3 separate regions of the Homo sapiens genome follow, and all the other regions are linked to region 1. The links are chromatin loops, found by intact Hi-C in ENCODE. Cell type or tissue: mammary epithelial cell. All regions are shown on one strand.

Region 1 (8,000 bases):
ACAGGGGGGTGTACACCCCCTATGATATTGGGAGTAATATCATCGTCTTCCCCGTGGATATTAGGAACAATATCACAGGAGGGTGTACACCGTTTGTGATATTGGTAATAATATCATCCTCTCCCCCTTCAGGATATTATGAACAATATCACAGGGGGGTGTACACCCACTGCGATATTGGGAGTAATATCATCCTCTCCTTCCCTGAAAATTACAAAGAATATCATGGGGTAGGGTGTACACCTTCTGCGATATTGGGATTAGTATCTTCCTCTCTCTCCCTGCTTATTACGAACAATATAACAGGAGGTTGTACACCCCCTGCGATATTGTGAGTAATATCATCCTCTCCCTTCCTGGATATTACGAACAACTTCACAGGGGGATGTACACCCCTTGCGATATTAGTAGTAATATCATCCTCCCTCCCGGATATTCCCAACAATATCAGAAGGGTGTGTACACCACCTTGATAGTGGGTGTAATATCTTCCTCTCCCCATTTTATTACTACAAACAACATCACAGGGGGGTGTACACCCCCTGCAATATTGGAAGTAGTATCAATTGGAAGTGAACAACCCTTGCGATATTGAGAGTAATATCATCCTAACCCCTTGTGGATATTACAAACAATATCACTGGGGGGTGTTCACACAGCATGTTTCCGATATTGGGATTAATATCATCCTTTCCTCCCCTGGATATTACGAACAATATCACAGGGGCCTGTACACCCCCTGGGATATTGGGAGCAATATCATCATCTCTCCCCATGGATATTACAAATAATGTTACAGGGGGATGTACACCCCTGTGATATTCGGAATAATATTGTCCTCTCCCTCTCTGGATATTATGAGCAATGTCACAGGGGGCTGTACACCCTTTGCGATATTGGGAGTAATATTATTTTCTCCCCTTCTGGATATTACGAACGATATCACAAGAAGGTGTACACCCCCTGCGATATTGTTGAGTAATGTCATCCTCTCCCCACCCCGGATATTGCGAACAATATGACAAAGTTGTACACTCCCTGGGATATTGGGAGTAATATCATCCTCTTCTCCCCTGGATATTATGAACAATGTCACGGGGGGTGTACACCCCTAGCGATATTGGGAGTAGTATCATCCTCTCTTCCCTTGAATAACGCGAACAATATCAGAGGGGAGTGTTCATCCCGGGTGATATTGGGAGTAATATTATCCGTTCCCTTCCTGAAAAATATGAACAATATCACAGAAGGTGTACACCCCTGCGATATTGGGAGTAACATCATCCTTTCCCACCCTGAGTATTATGAACAATATCACAGGGGGGTGCACACCCCACTCGATATTGGGAGTAATATCACCCTCTTCCTCCTAGATATTACGAACAATATCACATAGGGGTGTACACCCTCTGTGATATTAAGTGTAATATTATACTCTTCCCCCTTGGATATTATGAACAATATCCCAGAGGGGTGTACACCTCCTGCGATATGGGGTGTAATAGCATCCTCTCCCCTTTTGGATATTATGAAAAATATCACAGGGGGGTGTACAACCCCTGTGATATTGGGAGCAACATAATTCTTTCCCCCCTGGATATTTCAAAAATATCACAAGGGGATGTACACCCCTTATGATGTTTGTAGTAATATCATCCTCTCTCCCCTGGATATTACGAACAATATCACAGGAGGGTGTACACTCCCTGGGATATTGGGAGTAATATCATCCTCTTTCCCCCTGTATATTACGAACAATATCACAGGGGCGTGTACACCCCCTGCGTATTGAAAGTAATATCATTCACTTCCCCCCTGGATATTGTATATCATATCACAGGGGCGTGTACACCCTCTGCTACATTGGGAGAAATATCATCGTCTCCTCCCGTGGATATTATGAGCAATATCATAGGGGAATGTACCCCGCCTGCGATATTGGGAGTAATATCCTCTCCCACCCTGAATATTACAAACAATATCATAAGGGGGTGTACATCCCCTGCGATATTGGGAGTAATATCCTTTTCCACCCTGAATATCATGAACAATATTATAGGAGAATGTACACCACCTGCGATATTAAGAGTAATATCATCCTTTCCCCCCATGGATATTACAAACAATATCACAGTGTTGTGTACACCCCCTGTGATATTGGGAATAATTTTATCCTCTCCCCCCGCTCGATATTATGAAAAATATCACAGGAAGGTGTACATTCTCTGTGATATTGGCAGTTATATCATCCTCTGTTCTAGTTAATATTACGAAGACTATCACAGGGGTATGTACACCTCCTGAGATATTGGGAGTAATATCATCCTATCTCCCCCTGGAAATTAGGAACCATATCACAGGGGAATGTACATACCCTGCAATATTGGGAGTAGCATCATCTTACCCTCCCCTGCTCTTTACAAATAGTATCACAAGGGGCTGTACACCCTCTGCAATATTGAGAGTAATATCATCCTCTCTTCCCCTGGATATTACGAACAATACAGCAGGGGGTGTACACACAGGGTTTTTATGATATTGGGAGTAATATCATTCTCTCCCCACCCTGGATATTTCGAACAGTATCACAGGGGTTGTACACTCCCTGCGACATTGGGAGTAACATCATCCTCTCCTTCTCTTGATATTACGAACAATATCACAGCAGAGTGTACATCCCCTGCGATATTGGCAGAAATATCAACCTCTCCCTCTCTGGATATTACCAGCAATATCATAGGGGGTTGTACACCCCCTTCAACACTGGGAGTTATATCATCCTCTCCTCCCACTGGATATTATGAAAAATATTACAGAAGGCGTACACACAGGGTGTTTACGATATTGGGAGTAATATCATCTTCCCCCTCCCTGAATATTATGAACAATATCACGGGATGGGGTACATCCCCTGTGATATTGAGAGTAATGTCACCCTCTCCCTTCCTGGATATTATAAACAATATCACAGGGGGGTGCACACCCCTCCTATATAGGGAGTAATGTTATCCTCTCCCCCTCCCTGGATATTTCGAACAATATCACAAGGGGAATGTACTCACCCTGCGATATGGAGACTAATGTCATCCTCTCCCTCCCTGGATATTATGAATAATATCACAGGGGGGTGTGCACTCTCTGTGCTCTGGGGAGTAATGTCATTCTCTCCCCTATAAACTAAAATTTTGTTCTCTTTACCTAAGCCCAGAGCTTCCTATCACGTCAGTATCTATGTTATGAAGAAAAGGAGACTTAGGTGAGATGTTTTTATTTATCACAACTGCTGCATCAATTGCCTAGGACCTCAACAGCTTCATGAAAGTCTGGGAAATGTTCATGCATAAGGTTATTGCCTTAGCTGACTTCAAATTGCTCCATACAATGGTACATATAAACCCTTAGTGAAGCCTTTTAAAAAACAAACAGGTTGAAAAATGGGTTAAAGTAGGCAAATACAGCATCTGCCTTTAGGGCTATCAACTGAGGAATTCTCTCAATTATGAAATCTTGCAGAGAAGTTATTTTCTTTCTCAAAATCCAGGTGATGAAATATTTCTTACTCCAGATCTGGCATTTTTTCATCATCACTGTCTTGTGAATCATCACCTGCTTCATCTACTTCTGGTAAATCTACATCCTCATCCCCACCCATGTTGTTCATCATCTCGGAGAAACGATCAAAATTAGACCTGTCTTCATCTGAACCATCTTCCCAGTCTTTCCAATGATTGAAGTCCATACTAAGCCAGTTAAGCTTTGCCCTTTCTTTTGTTAACCTTGGCCATGACTGGCCAGATTCTCCTTTTCGTAAACAACATAAAATTGATCTGTCCGTTCTTTTATGCTTGGAATCATTTGGATCAATAGAGTAAAAAAGACCAATTTCATTTAAATGCTTAAAATTATCACTTCCTCCAAGACAACTGAATGTAAGTTTGGATTTTTCAAAATTTACATTAACATCCTTATTGTCTTCAACACAAGATTCAGTGAAGACACAGTCCCTTCGATCGTACCACTTTGCAAAAGCAGGCTGCATTGTGAATGCGGCAGGGGGACGGGCGAACGGGTGGGCGGGCGGCTGTCTGGCGGCGGCTGCTCTCCGGTGGGGACTCCGCGTTTTCTCCCTGGTCGCCGCTGCCTCTTCTCGCTCCCCTCAGGCGACGGCGGCAGCTACAGCTGCTTCTTTATACGTTTTTCTGCTTAGATCAGGGAAAACTGGCTGGATTAAATTAGCCACAGGAGGGCTCCACTGCAGTTTCTGGAAAAGAAAATTCTGCAGTCATACTTTCTGGTACACAGTTGTATCTGTGCAGTCTTCAATCGGCCACGCCTATTTATAAACGTGAAAGATGAAGCCAGGGTGGCCGGGCACGATGGCTCGTGCCTACAATCCCAGCTCTTTGGAATGCCGAGGCGGGAGGATCACTTCAGGTCAGGAGTTCGAGAACAGCCTGGCCAACATGGTGAAACCCCTGTCTCAACCAAAAAATACAAAGATTAGCCGGGCGTTAGTGGTGCCCGCCTGTGATCCCAGCTACTGGGGAGGCTGAGGCAGAAGGATCCCTTGAACCCCAGAGAAGGAGATTGCAGTGAACTGAGATAGCGCCACTGCACTCCAGCCATGGCAAAAAGAATGAAACTCCGTCTCAAAAGAAAAAAAAGAAGCCAGGGCAGGCAACTCAGGTACCTTTTGGACGTCCATTAACAAAAATTCGAGAGAACTTTCTGGAAACCTAGAGTATATTTCTGTGGGAAAAACACAAAATTGAGACTTGAAATGATAAGCTCTGATTTGTTCATTTTTTTAATCTTAAACATTTAAAGTTTCACAGCAACAGCTTATATTCAGGGTATGCAATTTATAGGTAGCTAATGCATGAAAAATATGATTACAGTTTTGTATTACCCATTATTTTTCTCTTGTCAACCACAAAGAATTTCATTATTATCTAATCTGTGGCCCAGATGCTGCCTGTCTTTGTTTCATCTATAACAGCATTTCCTATCATGTGGCTACAGGATAATAATTGTGATTACAAAAAGAAAAAAGTACAGGAACTCACAGGTGAAACAGAGCTGAACACAACTTTTACAGAACTCATCAGCTCCTCACTGTAAATCTCCTAGATTGGCCTCTCATGTACCTTTTTTTTTTTTCCTTTTTTCCTTGAAACATTTGCTGCTCTTTTTAGAAATCACAAACAGGGTTTCAAAAGTTATTTAAAAAAAAAAAGCCTGAAGAAAGAATCCAAAATTTGAGACCATACCTATTCTAAGAAGTGGTGAAAACCACATGGAAAAATATCAAGTAGTTTGTGTCTAATGCTTTCAGAATTCCCTCTTGTACTTTACTCACAGGAGAAGTTATAGGAACCCCTACAGGAATTACAATGACAGGGCCAGACCCAGGAACAGCCTGCACACTCGAGTTTTGAAGTTTTAACTCATTCTCTCTCCAGCTGTCTCACACTTGTTGTTTGTTGTTTTGTTCGTTTCTTTCTAATTTAGAAAAAAAAAAAGTAGTAGTCAGGGAGTCTAGTCAAATACATCGGAGTTGGGGGGAATTATTAGATACCCAAATCTTAGTGATGCATTTGACTATTTTTCGGGATGAAAAGCATATATGGGTAGACATTGGCTTGGAGGGGAAATGGTGACACAGGAGAGATGAAGGAGCAGCACTTTGAAGTTGATTTTTGAAGAAAAACCATTAGTTTTCATCATTGTATAAGGACATCACTCTATGAATCATAGCAATAGGCAATTTGCAATTTAAAAAATAAATAAAAAGGCATCCTTGTGGCTAAATGGCAGTTTAGATTACAGTTCCTAAGGCCCACTGAAAATCATAAGCTACTGTCTTTCCTGAGCACATAAATGAATTTTTCTTCCATTTTGACAGCTCTATCCCTCCAGGTCATCCAGCTATTTTATCCCTTAATATTGGCTACTCTTCCTCCTCTCTCAGACGTCTCACTTTTTGCACCCAGCCCCCAAACACACTAAAAGATTAAACTCAAGCAGCCTTCCCTATTGGGAAACCTTTTTTTTTTTTTTTTTGAGACAGAGTCTTTGCTCTGTCGCTCAGGCTGGAGTGCGGTGGTGCCATCAATCTCGGCTCACTGCGACCTCTGCCTCCCGGCTTCAAGCGATTCTCCTGCCTCAGCCTCCTGAGTAGCTGGGATTACAGGGACACACCACCATGCCTGGCTAATTTTTGTATTTTTAGTAGAGACTGGGTTTCACCATGTTGGCCAGGCTAGTCTCAAACTCCTGGGCTCAAGTGATCCACCTGCCTCAGCCTCCCAAAAGTGCTGGGATTACAGGTGTGAGCCACTGTGCCCAGCCCCCTACTGGAGACTTTTGATGGGCATTTTTATTTATCTAATTACGGAAAAGGAAAGTAACAAAAATGAACTGTGCAGATAGAGACTCTCCTCATATAGGAGTTGTTAGATCAAATCCTGCTTCCAAAATAAAGAAATAAAGAGGTGAAATGAAGACAGGGTTGAGCTGAAGAAAATTTCATGCAGTTAGCACTAGGGGAAGTGGGAGAACATAGATGGAAGCAGCACCTACTGGATGTGCTCTTTTGTGAAAGGTGCTTAATGGCTGCTCACTTTGGAGATGACTGAGTCCAAACTGCCTCATCTAATTCTTCAAGTCATCTTCCATCTGCCTGTTAAGCAGTAACAGGCCTCCTGAGATTATTCCCTTATGTCAAAATGGGATGTCATGTTAATCCACACCATGACCATTTTGTATCTTTCTTCCCTTTGTTTTCCAGTTTATAACACTTTCCACCTCTACCTCTCATTCTGGAAAATTCTCCCATGCTCTAGACTTGAATCTCTGATACTTCACCTCCCACTTATGTGAACTTGGGCGTGTTACTTGATATTGCTATGCTTCAATTTTCTTATGTGTAACTGCAGATAATAATAGTCCCTACCTCATAAAGTTGTTACAGAGATTAAGTAATAATATGCATGTAAAACATCGATTGAGCTATTATTACACAGCCTTTAAGATTCAAGTTCAAATCCCCCTTCCAGGCCGGGTGCAGTTGCTCACCTCTGTAATCTCAGCATTTTGGGAGGCCAAGGTGGGCGGATTACCTGAGGTCAGGAGTTCGAGACCAGTCCGGCCAATAGGGCGAAACCCTGTCTCTACTATAAATACAAAAATTAGCAGGGTGTGGTGGCGGGTGCCTGTAATCTCAGCTACTCAGGAGGCTGAGGCAGGAGCATCACTTGAATCCTGGAGGTGGAGGTTGCAGCGAGCCGAGATCGAGCCACTGCACTCCAGCCTGGGTGACAGAGCAAGACACCATCTCAAAAAAACAAAACAAAACAAAAACAAAAAACCAAATCCCACTTCTTCGTAAAGTCATCTCCAATACTCCCCAATGGAAAGGGCAGTTTCCTTCGCTGATTTATTGTAGCACTTACTGTCCTCACGGACAACAAGGCCCTTAGCATACATGGTCTTGTGGTCTAATTGTGTACATCTTTTCTCATCTGAACTACAGGGAAATTTTTTGGATGGTAGGGAGTGTGTCTTCTTGCAGTATCTAGCACAGTGTTCAGCATACAGCAGATATTTAATAAATAATTATTAAATCAAAAAGTCAAATGGATATTTTAATGAATTGGTTGAATGAATCAATGATTTAGGGGGTCAAAGCCAGTTTTGCAACTCTTAATTCATTGCCCACATGAAAGGCATAAAAGTGTCTGGCATCAATTAGAATGGCTGAAGAGGATTTTTGGAGAATTCAGTCCCTGGGAACCAGAAGCACCTAAGTGAGGGGGTGTCCAGTTGTGGGAGTGGAAGGCCAGAAATGAGAGAGAGAAGCCACAAGCCTCCTGTTCCTGTGCAGACCTTAGCTGAGAGGGAAGACTTTAACTTTTAATGAAGATTACAGTTTTACTTATTGCACTAGACTGGACATATTCATCACTGAACCGAGACTAATTTTTAATGATGACATCATC
Region 2 (8,000 bases), 300 kb after region 1:
TTAAAAACTTTAAAAAATGTTTTTACTACTGTAACCCATTATTCTGTAACAATAATTTAATTAAAATTCATTAAAGCAAACCAGATTACAGTTTTCATATTTCCATGAAAAAGAAAACTACTCTGGTTTAAGATAAAGATAAATGGGAGTCATAGATTAATTTAGATCTGAGAATGAATATAGAGAATCTTATTATTCATGGAAAACAAAGGAGAAAATATACCAGCACTTTGGGAGGCCAAGGTGGACAGACTGCTTGAGCCCATGAGCTCAAGACCAGCCTGTCCAACATGGCAAAGGAATATAAAAATTAGCTAGGCATATTGGTGTGCACCCGCAGTCCCAGCTACCTGGGAGGCTAAGGTGGAAGAATTGTTGGAGCCCAGGGAGGTCGAGACTGCAGGGAGCCGTGATTGCGCCACCGCACTCCAGTCTGGGTGACAGGGTGAGACCCTGTCTCAAAAAAAAAAAAAGAAAGAAAAGAAAATAACAGATCAAACTGAGGACCACAGATGTGGTCTCTTTATTGTGGCAACTAACCAGTGGTGTTTACATCTGTGGAGTTCCCGGAACCCAGAAGGGAAGAAGATGGAATAACTAATGCCAGGGGGAGAGGGAGAGAGAACCAATCCATATAAGAAGTCAGAAATACAGACATATAAATAGATCTAGAGAAATACACCCAAGAGGGGGACAAGATACAAGCAGTGGCAAGGAGAGATTCTACAGACAGATATGTAAAAGAATATAAATATGTGTATCTCAGGAATATGAAAGCATGCCCTCTAAAAAATTTAAAAATTGTATTGAAATTTCCTAACTATAGGCGGAAATCAAACGTAACTTGAATTTTTGAGCCAGATGAAATTAAGCAGTGTTCACTAAGCTTTTGGTAGGAGTTGAGTACTCCCTTAGTGGGCATCCTGCTTTAATGGTTAATAGGTCTGGGTAATTGACCACATGCTCTGTATTTAATATTTAAGAAAGATTAGGCTAGTGAATGATGTTAAGAGCAGGTAATTTTTCAAAGTCCTTGTGTTCACAATGAGGAAAACTAGGGGGAAATATTGATAGATCAACCTACAATATTTCCACCTGGCTTTTGCTTACAGTCAACACCCCCTACCCACCCTTGCCCATCCCCGGCCACAACTGCTCCCACCCCCATCCTATGACTTGTCTTTTAGTTCCCTGTTTATAATTCTAGGTGAAGACAAGAAAGACTACCAGTAATCCATAAAATATAATTCTCTGTGGTTAAGTGCGAGAGGACTATAGAAATGAATGCTTCCAATTCTACATTTTGGCTGAGTTTTCCTTTCAGTCTTACCTTACAAAGACCTTGTTGGCTGCCAGATGTGACACATAGATCCATTTGTCCTTGACTGGGTGGGTAATGGATGGTAGGAGGATTATGCAATTTTATTTGTAACTGTTTTAGCCAGGACAAAAGCTCTGGAATTCTAAAGCAAAAAATGTATATTTAAATTCATAGTAGTAAAAATCATAGTAACAGTAGTAGACAGGAAATAATAAATGACAGCTTTATCAAGCACTTTGTACACTCAATTAAAAAACCCTCAAATGCTTTTTGCCAGTATGAATATTCCTATTTAAAAGATAGGCAGTAGACTTAGAGATTAGGAAATTCCTGTAAGTCATTCAGCCAGAAATTCTCAGAAAGTCAATTACGTAATAAATGAGCTGAGATTTGAATCTACATCTTTCTTATTCCAAACCTGAAGTCTTTAGCGCATGCGTTGCATAATCGATTCTTTGTTCTCTCTAGGAAGAGTTCTATGGCTACCTAGAAGTTCAGACTCAATAAGTTGTTTGTATCATGGAATGTTTGAATAAGCCTATGTATATTTAACATATTACATAACTAACACATATATACATGAATAACATTTCAATACACTTTTCAATCACAGAACAAAGCAGGTTTTAATAAAGTATAATTTATAGATTCTCTATAAATTATCCTTTATCACTTGAAGAAGACCAGCTAAGAAAGTCAAGGTATATGTTTCAGCTTGCCTTTAAGAAATTAAAGACATTTGAACCTATGAGGGCAATGTATTTGAATGGCTGCTTGTTTAGACTATAGAAATGAATGACTATATTCAATGTATTTGCATGACTGCTTGTTTAGACTATAGAATGAAGAAACGGAAGATCCAGGATGCTTAAACTTTAAAAAGTTGAAGCTTCCTGGATCTTCCGTTTCTTCATTTCTCCTGATATGTTTGTTTCACCTGGACATCTTCTCATTTTTTTGGACTCAGCTCTAATGGTATTTCCTTCTAGAAGCCTTCTTGGTCATTTGCGATTGAGAAGCAATCACTGAGGAGTGTTAAACATTCAATATCCTTTCTGTTCTTAATTATCCTTTGAAAACCTTTCCCCAGACCTTCCTAACCATTGAATACTCATTTGGTTAGTATTCAATGACTGAGTATTTGGTCATTGAATGACCAAATGGGTCAATGGCTTTAGAATATTTATGAATGGACCTTAGAATATTTCTTTAATATTCTTTATCAATGGGCCTTAGAATATTTCTTATGAAAATAAGCCAATAAAATTATGTTAAGTATTGATACTTACCCAGCACTCGGAGAATACTGAAGTGCTCTCTTCATCATCTCTTCTCCAAATTGGATGGTCTTTCCATTTTCTACAGTGATTACGGCAGTCTTAAAAGGAAACATGTTTGGATTTGGTAAGCCACCAGCCAAGGAGATCATCGATTTTGGTCCTCTGCTCAATATGTCAGCTACAATACACATGGAAGAGAAGAAACAATTTCATTGAAGATTGTTATAAGCGGATAGTTAAGCATGCATTATAGTCAATAAAACTATAAAGTTTAACGATTTCTAGTGATAGAGTGTGCTATGGTCTAAATGTTGGTGCTCCCCCAGATTCATACTTGGAAGTTAATACTAATGTGATAGTTTTAACAGGTGGGGTCTCTAGAGGTGATTAGGTCAGGAGGGATCCACCCTCCTGAATGGGATTGGTGCACTTATAAAAGAGGGCTGAGGGAATGCCCTTGGCCCTTCTGCCACGTGAGGACATAGGTTCTCCCTTCTACCACGTGAGGATGCAGCAAGATGGCTCTGTCTATAAGGAAGGGCTCTCACCATGGTGACACAGAAGCTGCTGGCACTTTGATCTTAGACTTCCTAGCTTCCAGAACTGTGAGAAATAATTCTATTGTTCATAAATTACCCAGTTTGTGGTATTTTGTTATAGCAGCCTGAATGGACTAAGACAAAAGCTAGTCTAAAATAAACATACAGAATAACTTTTTCTAGGCACCTCACTTGTGGAGGGACTAAAGAATGAAGGTGACCAAAGAGAAGGCAGAGGGATCAGAAAGACAGCAAAGGGCCACAATAGCAGAAGCCCTCCTCCACTTAGCCCCGACCTGTCTGTGAGCTTCATGGCCCACCCCTCTCCCATTTACCTGGCCCTCTCCACTGTACACCCATCTGCACGCTGTGCATGCCCCTTCTCAGCTTCCCAGGAAGAGCCTTTCTTGATAGCACGCCCCCTCCCTTCCAAGGCCGTGCCCCACAGCAGTCTGCGCCTCTCTCTACTGTTGCTCCTACTCTGCTCCAGCAGAAATACCCGCCTTCCGTTTCAGCCCGAGTTCTTTGAGAACAAAGGCTGTGTCTATTTCATTTCTGCACGCAGAGCCTGGCTCACCGCGAGCGTGCACAGGGGTACGCATGGATGCAACCAAGCGGTGGCTTGCTAGGGAACCCTCCTTAGAGGCTGTGCGAGGAATGCCCCACCCCAAAGGAGAGATGGTCACCCCGTTTCTCACTCATGGTCCGGATGGGAGAAGGGTTTCTGGCTGCGCTCGCTGCCGTGATGAACCGTGCGTAATTCATGTCTTCTGACAGCCAAGCATCAAGCTTCTTCTTCAGTGGTTGAGGACTAGAAAAACCAAAGAGCCTCGTCAAGTCCTGCCTGCTAACTCCTCACTCTGGCAACGCCACCGCGAGATGTGTCCCCCCGCTGCGTCTGGCTTCCCGCGCGCGGTGCCCGGAGAACGCCGCCGAAACTCCCCGGCTGGACGCTGCGTTCGGTCTCCCGGTCCTAAACGGGTCTGGGGCTGTGTGGCGAGCCCGGCAAAGTCCACGCCGCACGCGCTCCTGCGGCCGCCAGGGCCCAGGCCGGTTTTGCCCCGCCGCGGGCCTCGCCGCGCCCCCTCCCGCCCCGCGCCGTGGCCTATGGCCGCCCGCGGCGCGCGCCTCCCCGTCCCGGATCATCGCCCTCAGAGCGCAGGGCGCGGGGTAGCCCAGGCGCGAGGCGCTTGCAGCCCCAGGCCAATGACTCTTGACCTCGCCGCTGGGAATCACCGCAACCCGGCGTCCGCGTTGGCCGGCCTAGGCGCCGGCCCAGAGGCTAGCCCAGGGGCTGACCGAGGGGACCGGAAGTGCCCGTGATCCTAATCCTCGGGAACCATCTGGCGGCGACTTGGGTCCACTGCAGGGGGCTCCCGAGCTGCGCCCAGCCGGGAGCGGCCCCACCCTCGTTCCCGCGCGCTCCGCTGGCCTCCTCTCAGTCACTGGGACTGTGCATTTTGCCCGCTCAGACCATGGCTATGCTAAATACCCATCTTTCGTTAGTGAAACTCTGGGCACTCTCCTGGGAAGCATCCCGGCGACCAAGACGAATTTCAACATCACTTTCTCGAAGATCTCAGCATTTTGGAGTGACGATGGAGTTCTGACAAAAATTTTTGAAAAATCACTCTGAGTCTCTTCAATTTTAGTGTCTACCCTCACATTGAATTTCTGACCTTTCGTTAAATAAGAATTATGTTGGAAGTGAATATCCGGATCTTTTTGGGTCTAGCACCTTGCCTTTTTTTTTCTTACAAAATAACCCTTCTTACTCCCCACCTCCCTCAACTTTTCTGCAATTTCTCCTTCCTGAATCACCAAAATGGAATGTACAAGGTTTAATGTGAGCACTTAATGAGGGAAGGGTTTCAGACAACCTCTCTTTGACTTTAAAAAATTCTTTAATGGTTATTAAAATGAATGAACAGATTCATTCATTCAGCACAAATTTACTGAGTACTTCCTAGATGATTATTGACTCACTGCCAAATGGCTCTCTTTTAAGTTTACCTAATAGGTTGGTCAAGGAGCCACTGCTTTTATCTAGGTCCTGGCAGCAAAAGGCTGAGATAACCCAGTAAAATCTTTGTGCTAGCAGCTAAATAACAAAAAGGAAGTATTGAGAGGTGACAGCCTGCTGGCAGCCCTCGCAGCCCTCGCTCACTCTTGGCGCCTCCTCGGCCTCAGCGCTCACTCTGACCGCGCTTGAGGGGCCCTTCAGCCCGCCGCTGCACTGTGGGAGCCCCTTCCTGGGATAGCGGAGGCCGGAGCCGGCTCCCTCAGCCTGCGGGGAGGTGTGTAGGGAGAGGCACGGGCGGGAACCAGGGCTGTGCGGGCGCTTGCGAGCCAGCTAGAGTTCCGGGTGGGCGTGGGCTTGGCGGGCCGGCACTCAGAGCGGCGGGCCGGCTCCGCCAGACCCGGGTAGTGAGGGGCTTAGCACCCGGGCCAGCAGCTGCGGAGGGTGTGCCCAGTCTCCCAGCAATGCCGGCTCACCGGCGCTACCTTCGAATTCTCGCCAGGCCTCAGCTGCCTCCCAGCGGGGTGGGACTCGGACCCGCAGCCAGCCATGCCTGAGCCTCCCCACCACCCACCCGTGGGCTCCTGCGCTGCCCGAGCCTCCCTGACGAGTGCCGCCCCCTGCTCCACAGCACCCGGTCCCATTTACCGCCCAAGGGCTGAGGAGTGCGGGCTCACAGCCCGGGACTGGCAGGCAGCTCCACCTGTGGCCCCAGTGCCGGCTCCACTGGGGGAAGCCAGCTGGGCTCCTGAGTCTAGAGGAGACTTGGAGAACCTTTATGTCTAGCTAAGGGATTGTGAACACACCAATCAGCACCCTGTGTCTAGCTCAGGGTTTGTGGATGCACCAATGGGCACTCTGTATCTAGCTAATCTGATGGGGACTTGGAGAATCTTTATGTCTAGCTAAGGGATTGTGAATACACCAATCAGCACTCTGTATCTAACTCATGGTTTGTAAATGCACCAATCAACACTCTGTATCTAGCTCAGGGTTTGTAAATACACCAATTAGCACTCTGTATCTAACTAATCTAGTGGGGACTTGGAGAACTTTTGTGTGTAGCTCAGGGATTGTAAACGCACCAATCAGCACCCTGTCAAAATGGACCAATCAGCTCTGAAAAACAGGCCAATTGGCTCTCTGTAAAATGGACCAATCAGCAGGATGTGGATGGGGCCAGATAAGAGAATAAAAGCAGGCTGCCTCAGCCACCAGCGGTAACCCGCTTGGATACTTTTGCAGCGTGTGGTGGTTTTGTTTTCTCGCAGTTTGCAATAAATCTTGCTGCTGCTGACTCTTTGGGTCCACATTGCTTTTATGAGTTGTAACACTCACCGCGAAGGTGTGCAGTTTCTCTCCTGAGGCCGTGGAGACCACGCACCCACAGGGAGGAGTAAACAAATCCAGCCGAGCTGTCTTAAGAGCTGTAACACTCACCGCCAAAGTCTGCAGCTTCACGCCAGCAGCCAGTGAGACCACGAACCCACCAGAAGGAAGAAACTCCCAACACATCCGAACCTCAGAAGGAACAAACTCTGGACACACTGACTTTAAGAACTGTTAACACACCGCGAGTGTCTGCGGCTTCGTTCTTGATGTCAGTGAGACCAAAACCCCACCAATTCCAGGCACAGTATCTAGTAAACCTGTTAGAAACCCACGAGGCAAAATGCTTCTGCGTTCAGAGACTTCAAGTAGTTGAAATCCCATTTGATGGCTTAATAGCTGGGTGTCTTTGGACAAGTTAATTAACCTTTCTCTGTATTGGTTTTCTCGCAGGCATGTTGACAGGAATAAATGAGATAATCTGTGTTAAACTAATCAGTGCAGTGGTCTGCACGTTGTAAAAACGCTATGAACATTGGCTGTTGTTAGTAACATGCATTTAAGCAAACCTTAAGGCCTCAGCCTCCAAATGTTTTTGACTAAAGCTATTTGGCAACTTTTAAGGCCTGTTCTCAGTTAATCCATGCACACAGATCCTTATGTGTTTGAGCTTGTCCATTCTAAAAGTAGTTCCTGAATTTTTATAGAAGTTAACAAGCACCGGAAACATCTAAATAAGGTGTAGATCAAGGTAAATTGTAACTTGTAACTAGATATGTTGATGTTCCTGGGGACTTAAGGCTTTTTTTTGATAGGGGAGGACTCTAACTGAGCAAGGTTTCCTTAGATACTTAGAAGAAAATTTAAACTTTGGCCAGGAGGTGTGGTTCACGCCTGTAATCCCAGCACTTTGGGAGGCCAAGGTGGGTGGATCAACTGAGGTCAGGAGTTGGAGACCAGCCTGACCATCATGGCAAAACCCCATCTCTACTAAAAAATACAAAAATTAGCGGTGTTTGGTGGCAGATGCCTGTAATCTCAGCCACTCGGGAGGCTGAGGCATGAGCATTTTTCGAACCCGGGAGGCGGAGGTTGGAGTCAGCTGAAGCCGAGATCACGCCACTGCACTCCAGTGGGGGATTGAGCTGGGGGATAGAGCGAGACTCTGTCTCAATTTAAATTTCTTCCATTTGGTAGTAGGAACCTGTTCGGTCAAAGGAATTTGGAGTGCTGGGCCAAGGAAAAGACCAAAGGTTTTTGTAAGCACGTTGATGCACCCGTCTGTGATTTGTAGTATTTATTACTCACAGGCTATTTATTTTATTTTGAGAGGCAGAGTGTCTAGAGTCTCACTTTGTTATCCAGGCTTGAATGCAGTGGCGCCAACCATAGCTCACTGCAGCCTCGTCTTCCCGGGCTCAAGCATTTCTCTCACCTCAGCTTCCTGGGTAGCTGGGACTACAGGTGAACACCACTACACCAGGATAATTTTTTAAAATACCTTGTAGAGA
Region 3 (8,000 bases), 170 kb before region 1:
CTACGAGTTAAACTGTAGCAGCCTACTGAATTTCTGGATCTTAATCTGGTAGGCCCAGCTCCATATGCAAAGATAAAACATCTAGTCAGCTTTTGAGTTTCTGGCTTTCTGAATTGGGTCACCTGCCAGGGCTCACAGATGAGTCCACCACCTGAAAAGAATGATCATAATCTGTATCTAGGATGAATAAAACAAAACACTGTGCCCTTAGTTGTGTGCAGCCTGAGAAATGAGTCACTTCATGAGACTGTTTTCAGGATATGATTGGCTGAAAGAGCTTTGAGTGTATCAAGTCCTACTGAGGCAGTTTTGTGGGAAACAATCACACTAAACTGGAAGACTGTTTGCCATGTCAAAGGTCTCGAATTGTAATTAGAAGTGCAAAGCTATTTCGGATAACTTCTTGTTATTTTTGGGGAAAAGACAAAAGACAAGAAAAGGTCATTTTCACTTCTATGATGTTAGTGGAATCAGGAGGAAATTCTAGACTAGAACCATGCTACTATTTTCATAATAGAATGTTTTAATCCCTTCTATTCTCTCTCTTTCCAATGTGTCTGAAACATAAACAATAAGATCAAAGTTCTTTTTCTTTTCTTTTTATTTTTGAGACAGAGTTTCACTCTTGTCACTTAGGTTGGAGTGCAGTGGCGTGCTCTCGGCTCACTGCAACCTCCACTTCCCAGGTTCAAGCGATTCTCCTGCCTCAGCCTCCTGAGTAGCTGGAAGTACAAGCATGCACCACCACACTGGGCTAATTTTTTTTTTTTTTTTTTTTTTTTTGGAGACAGAGTCTCACTCTGTCACCAGGCTGGAGTACAGTAGAGTGATCTTGGCTCACTGCAACCTCCACCTCCCGGGTTCAAGCAATTCTCCTGCCTCAGCCTCCCGAGTAGCTGGGATTACAGGCACGTACCACCGTGCCCAGCTAATTTTTGTATTTTTAGTAGAGACGGGGTTTCGCCATGTTCGGCAGGCTGGTCTTGAACTCCTGATCTCAGGTGATCTACCCATCTCAGGCTCCCAAAGTGCTGGGATTACAGGCATGAGCCACCGCTCCTGGCAAGATCAAAGTTCTTTTTCTGAAACAACTCATAAATACATGAAGTAGAGCTATACAATCTTGTTTGGTTTTTCTGTGCAACTTTTTTTAAGTGTATTCTTTTAAGTTGTTATGGTAAGTAATCCTATTTCTAGGTTTTTTTATTTCAAGGGAAGTTCAGAGTAACTTTACTGGTCCAGGGAGCAAGATAGAAGAAACTGAGATATGATTCCCAGTGCTCTTTACTTTGCCACTTCTATAAAATAGCATCATCCAACTTGCCACTCCCAGAGAGAGAATTGCTGACAGAGGGCAAGGTTTATACCACCTCCACTCACTGGTAATGTCTATCATTTGTTTCTCTTGTTTCAATCTGCCAGGGTTCCAGATATACTAGTGAACAGGCTATCCTACACCTGGTTGTAATTGGTAAACTCTTACACTGTGAGTCAATCTTTTTGTCCTTTTTCCCTTTCCTTGAGGCCCCAAGAGTTTTGTTGGTTGGTTGGTGGCAGAAGTGTGAAGCTAATTTAAATATTGGTTGAGTATTCGTTATTAACTTAAACTCCAACCAGTCCTAGCCCAAAAATCTGATTTACAGTGGAAGAAACTGACCCTTTTCACATAACTTATTTTGCTGTGTCTCCAAATACTTCCTGTATACTGGGGGCCTTTTAAAAAATGCATACTGAGACTTGTGGTTAAAAGATGAATTTAAGCACCCTATGGTAGGCAAGATAACACCCCCTGCCCCACCGCCCCAATCCCTGGAACCAGTGAATATATCAGATTACATGGCAAGGGGGACTTATATATGATATGAGAAACATTCAGCCTTCCATTGCTGGCTTTGAAGATGGAGGAAGTGGACAATGAGCCAAGGAAGTCAAGTGACCTCTAGAAGCTGCAAAAGGCATGGAAGTGGATTCTCCCCTAGAGCCTGTAAAAGAAAACAGCCCTGCCAACACCTTGATTTTTTTTTTTTTTTTTTTTTTTTGAGACAGAGTTTTGCTCTTGTTGCCCAGGCTGGAGTGCAATGGTGCAATCTTGGCTCACCACAACCTCCACCTCCCGGGTTCAAGTGATTCTCCCGCCTCAGTCTCCCAAGTGGCTGGGATTACAGGCATGTGCCAACAAACTTGGCTAATCTTGTATTTTTAGTAGAGATGGGGTTTCTCCATGTTGGTGAGGCTGGTCTTGAACTCCCAACCTCAGGTGATCCGTCCATCTTGGCCTCCCAAAGTGCTGGGATTACAGGCGTGAGCCACCACATGTGGCACCAAGAGGTTGCCCAGCCAACATCTTGATTTTTAACCAGTGAGCCCTATGTCAGACTTTTACCCTACAGAACTCTAAGATCAAAAATTTGTACTGTTTCAAGCCACTAAATTTGTGGGAATTTGTTACAACAGCACTTGGATACTAATACAAACTCTTCTTAGGGTTCTGGGAGCAGTTATTTACGGTACAGAGATCAGGTGGGCTGTTAAATTATTTTCATATGGGAGAAAAGCCCACAGTTGGATCTGTAAACCTCCTTACTGGGAATTATCTCAGCCCTAAGAAGTTCCTTCTTAATCACTCCCACTAAAATAAGGGATGTGGTAAGAATGCCAATCAATCAGCATCCTTTCTGTAGTATTTACCACGATGGAATGAGATCAGGCTGAAAGTATTCACATTAGGGCACTTAAAATGTACCAAAGATCTGGCTATGGTGCTTACCCTGTGTTTCCTCCCACCAGTCTGTTGAACAGGAAGTTCAACATCACCAGATTCTCTGACAAAAACACCAGAGGAATTACAGAGAACGTTTTTTCCCAGATGCGATCTATTGTTTTATCACCAAGCAATCACATACCACATTGTTTAAATATATTGCCCCATATGTAACACAGTGTTTCTGACTGAGCACCTTGGATCAACTGGGAAGAGTTAAACACAGGAATGCTTAGGTCCAACATTGAAACAATTAAGACAGGATTTCTGGGAGTGGGACCTAAGCAAGGATATTTTTCTGAAGCTCCCTAGATGGCTCTGATGCAAAGTGAAGATTGAGAACTACTGGTGCGATGATTATGTATGCCAGAGACCATGACTTTAAGTTCTTATAAAGGAATAAGGTAGTACATAATAGGGATAATATTACAAAAAACCAAACGTACAAATAGACTTGTTCTTGCACACTTAAGAGAGATCCTTGGAACAATCCTCCATTAAGAAACTACGACACTACCATGAAATAATTTTTCATCCTTATAGAAAGCAGGTAAGATTGACTAATAGACCACAACTACTGTCTACATTCTCAAAATCCATGTGCCTTTCCAAAATTAGCTACGTAACTACAGTGAGAGAGAAAAAAAAATGTGAGTAAATGTCTTGTGAAAAATTCCACTTGGTTTGGAAAAATTTTTGCCTGCTTTTCCACATTTTCTAAGAAGAATCTAAAGATCTTGGCCAACAGTGTCCCAGGTAAGAGAAAATCGTGCTTGGGTATTTCCATAGTTCTACAAACTCTACCTGGATAAAAGTAATGAAAGAGGTCCTAAGAAGCTTGACCGCACTGTGATCACCACCATGGGCACTATACCAGCTCTGAAGCCCAGAACTGTCTTTGAGAATATTCAATGCTGCCCTAGAAGAAATAGGAGAACAAAACTCACGTGTTCCTAGCCTGCAAAACAGTCGGTGGAGCACGTATATGTAAAAATAGAAAAGGCTGGCAAGACCAGGTCATATTTAATATTCATGAGGCACAAGATATACAACACGCACTTAATATTCATTAATCAGTATATATTCATAATATACTAAATATACAGGAGATATTAAACGTTCACGGGTCTTAATTCTGCCACCCAGTGGAGACACTCAAAAGTGATCTCGCCAAAGAAATGCAAAACCTGTACCTGCCCACCAGGCTATTAGCATGCTACTGCTGTGGCCACCATTCTTTCACTGCATCGCCCTGCCCTGCATCGGAATATAGCACCTTGAACACGGGATCAGGTTTACTGAATTCTGTGACCCACGCTGGGAGCTCAATAAATGTTTGCTAAACGGAAATGAACCCAATTCAGACCGTGTAGAAACCCCAGATTATATCTTTTCTCCAAACATTCAATTTCCAAGCAGTATTTTTGAAAATGCGTGATGGCTAAATTCGAGTTATCCTTTTTGTATGTATGTTAGGCACACAACCGGCGATGACATACAAGGCGAGGTGACACCACTGCACTCCCAGCCCGCACGTCACCTATAAGCACAGGGGGCTTTTGGTGCTGGTTTATTTTTGAAGGCTGGTACTTCTCTTCGATCTAAGTTTTAGGAACCTGTGCTCGTCGACGGCTGCCAATACTTTTTATTTTCAAGGCTGACGCTCGCCAGAGTTTCACAAGCTGCTCCCGGACGCTGTGGTCTCTCGCTAGAGTGGATCCGAACTCTGCGTGACGCTGGGAACGGCCAGCGTCTGTTGCCTCACGAAAACATCTCCCACAAGGTGGCCGCCTCGCGCGAGGTCAGCAGCAGGGCAAACAGGGATGCGTGAGTGACTGACGTGAGCTAATCGCTAATGACAGGCTTCACAGCCCCGGCGGCCCTCAGAGCCAGGCACCTCGCACCCCTCCTCCTCCTCGAGACCCAGTCCCGGCCCGCCCACCGTTCCCACGCCGCCCAATAGGCGCCGACGCTACTCAGCGAGTGGCCGGAGGAGGAGGTGTTGGGACGGCCGGACGCTGAACGGCCGTTCACGTCAACGTAGTGACGTCACGCGTCGACGCTGGGGCGTACCTTTCGGGCTCCTGACTCCTGCCGCTTCTCTTCCCCTTCCGTGGGTCAGGGCCGGTCCGGTCCGGAACCTGCAGCCCCTTTCCCAGTGTTCTAGTTCGCCCGTGACCCGGAATAATGAGCAAGGAGGGTGTGGTGGGTTGAAAGCCATCCTACTTTACTCCCGAGTTAGAGCATGGATTCAGTTTTAGTCTTAAGGGGGAAGTGAGATTGGAGATTTTTATTTTTAATTTTGGGCAGAAGCAGGTTGACTCTAGGGATCTCCAGAGCGAGAGGATTTAACTTCATGTTGCTCCCGTGTTTGAAGGAGGACAATAAAAGTCCCACCGGGCAAAATTTTCGTAACCTCTGCGGTAGAAAACGTCAGGTATCTTTTAAATCGCGATAGTTTTCGCTGTGTCAGGCTTTCTTCGGTGGAGCTCCGAGGGTAGCTAGGTTCTAGGTTTGAAACAGATGCAGAATCCAAAGGCAGCGCAAAAAACAGCCACCGATTTTGCTATGTCTCTGAGCTGCGAGGTGAGTTGCATTGTATGAGCGAAGAGTTGTCAGCTCTCCTGTTCACAGATTTTGGGTCAACTGTGAGGCCACAGCGCTCATCTTGGTTTCTCTTACAATGTACCTACATAATGTTGAAAGGTACATCGTGAATTGGGATGCTAACCCATCCTGATTAGGTATATACCCTCAGACATTCTTTAAAATTTCACACATCTGCTTCAGGAACCGTCGAAGGACCTCTGAATAAAATGGAAGTGGGTTCCAGGAGAAGATTAACTTTAAACTTAGAGGAGTGGGTTTTACTTTCGCTAAATTTTCCCCAATTTAAAAATAATATTCAGTTTTTCTATCTTTAGATATATATGTATGTAAAATATTTTTTGTGTATATATATTTGTGGTTTGATCTTAAACTTGACCAGAAACTGCCTTAGAATCTCAGAAATTGACTTTGCATGTGGTATGCTTTGTTTGTATGGCATTTTAAAACTGCGGAGCATATAGAAGATAATTACATATGCATTGTGCATATTAGAAACTGAGATTTCTGTTTCCTTTAGAAAGAAATTCCTGTTCATGGAATTGAATCAACAGCGACCATACCTTTTACACAGATATATAATTCAAAAGTTCAGTTCTACAAACGTAAACTTTTGGAGCTATGCAGTTCAGTTACTGCAGCATCATTGTGGCTTGTATAATTGTTGAATCTTTCCAGAAATGCTTTTACTTTCATCTTTAAAGAGTTAATTTAGAAGATTTTTTTTTATGAGGTCGGTATGGAAATAACTGCGTCCCTTTGTGAGTCACTACAAAATAATATTTGTTCAGTTCAGGAGTACATATGGGAGTTAAAGTGCTTGTGTATAAATTGTTGACTTTCATCTTAAAAGGTGCTGCTGCTATTCAGTGTCTTGTTCTATAATATGGCTTTAAAAACCATGTGTGTGACCTACAGATATTTTCTCAACTTGAATATGCGTATATGGCCTCTGGTTAATACAGACAGCCACTGTTGGCAGAATTCATCACAGATTGCATACCCTTCCCACCCCTTACTCCCCTCAGCACCTCGAAAACTTTGCTGCTTTACTTGAATGATGAGTCACATTATTTTAAGAAGTCAATATGAATGTATAGTACCTACATTTTTACTTGGAAATTGTACTTCAGTATGTGTTATCAGTCATACATAGCTCATTAAGAATGTAAATATTTAAACTACTTTTGGATAGATGTGGTTCAGGGGAACAGATTTGTTGATGTTGTGGGTTTGTGTTAGTAAATTGGCTATTTTCCAGGTCATGTTAGTGGTAGGCTTTCCATTTCCTGTTGTGACATGTTGGTCATAATTTTCAGACGGCTCAGGAAGCCAGATTTGATCTCTGTGGTGGGTCTTATATCAAAGCAGTATCCTGTGGGGTTTGGCCACTATCGCTGTTTTGTAGAACTTCCAACTTAGTTTGGTAGTCAAACTTGTCAGCAGTGATCTAAAATGTATAATATTTTATAATAAGTGTTAATATTTGTTGAATGCATTCTGTGTTTTCAGGCTCTTTTCCAAGTAATTTTTGTGAATTATCTCAATTTTCACACTAACCCCACGAAGTAGGTACTTTCACTAATCCCGTTTTACATTCGTAGAAACTGAGGCACAGAAAATTTAACTAACTTGCCCTACAGTAACTGTCAGAACTGAGACTGAAGCCTGGGAGTATGATTTCAGAGTTCCTGCTCTCTGCTGCACCATAGTGTAGTTTAGAATAGTCAAAATGCTAGAGAAAAACAAGGAGGGACGTGGCTTGTAGGTTCAATTATAAAAGCAATGTAAAATTACAGAGAGTCTGGGAAACAGTGTTTTTAAAAGGAATACTCATAATCTTACTACTCTAATAAACATTTTAATTTTTTAAATATGCACATTCACATCTGTACATAAACATTGTAGCTGTGATTCATTTTGGTTCTTAAAGATAAATCTTCAGTGAAGTTTAATATGGAGATTGAACCCCACTGCCTCACTTTCATTGTTGAAATCCAGAGAGATTTGATCTGCAACTTTGACTGGAACCAAGTTAAATAAATATATTTCTTGCTATTTCTTGTGAGAAATAATCGAACAGTTTCTGTCTTTTAAAATCATGAAGACTATTTAGTTTTCAAAGTTTCTGTCTTCCACAGCAACTTTTTATTGGTTTATTGTTTTATCTTTCTTCCTTGTTATAATCTGAGTGTTATATTTGTATGTGTGTTTATTCCGTTGTCCTCTTGAAAGCCTCTAGCATTTATACCCGCTGCCCCTGAGGAATTTGGGTTTTTTTGTCTGTTTTTATTTATTTTTAATTGACAGATAATCATTGTGTATATTTATGGGGTTCAATGTGATGTTTTGATAAATGTATATTTTGTAGAAAGGTTAAATCAAGCAAATTAACACGTCCATCATATCACCTACTTGCCATTTGTTTGTGGTGAGAACGTTTAAAATTAACTTTTAGCAATTTTGAGGTATATAGTACATTATTATTAATTATAGTCACCGTGGCATGCAATAGATCTCTAAAACTTACTCCTCTAACTGAAACTTGGTATTCTTTGACTAACCTCTCTCCTTTCCTTTTTCCCCCTTCTCCCTAGCCTTTGTAGACCACCATTCTGCTCTCTGCCTCCCT

What was found. Peaks named below come from ENCODE experiments on the same cell type or tissue, not always from the same donor. Only the 100,000 strongest peaks of a DNase experiment are listed, where the experiment ranks them.
Region 2: it touches region 1 in a loop (4-fold over the local background); 6 of 110 quality-filtered maps call a loop at or near these places.
Region 3: it touches region 1 in a loop (7-fold over the local background); 20 of 110 quality-filtered maps call a loop at or near these places.

What each region holds. Positions count from the first base shown.
Region 1 is chr4:169,787,664-169,795,663 of GRCh38, forward strand. It overlaps the pseudogene PTGES3P3. Among named protein-coding and RNA genes, the nearest start is that of HPF1, 34 kb to the left of the region's middle. In mammary epithelial cell, a CTCF peak has its summit at 4,243 (motif pointing right); DNase peaks (open chromatin) are centred at 3,598 and 4,268; H3K4me3 peaks cover 657 bases.
Region 2 is chr4:170,085,786-170,093,785 of GRCh38, forward strand. It overlaps AADAT (aminoadipate aminotransferase), which reads right to left and starts at 4,171. Exons shown (of 13, transcript NM_016228.4): 1 at 3,839-4,171; 2 at 2,611-2,779; 3 at 1,331-1,463. The coding sequence starts at 3,905. RefSeq lists a silencer at 3,393-3,687 and an enhancer at 5,587-6,281. In mammary epithelial cell, a CTCF peak has its summit at 4,489; a DNase peak (open chromatin) is centred at 4,476; H3K4me3 peaks cover 1,496 bases; H3K27ac peaks cover 995 bases.
Region 3 is chr4:169,615,717-169,623,716 of GRCh38, forward strand. It overlaps CLCN3 (chloride voltage-gated channel 3), which reads left to right and starts at 4,862. Exons shown (of 13, transcript NM_001829.4): 1 at 4,862-5,347. RefSeq lists enhancers at 4,040-4,109, 4,670-4,719, 4,790-5,019, 5,210-5,319. In mammary epithelial cell, CTCF peaks have their summits at 3,932 (motif pointing left) and 4,751; DNase peaks (open chromatin) are centred at 205, 3,965, 4,755 and 6,655; H3K4me3 peaks cover 3,475 bases; H3K27ac peaks cover 3,818 bases.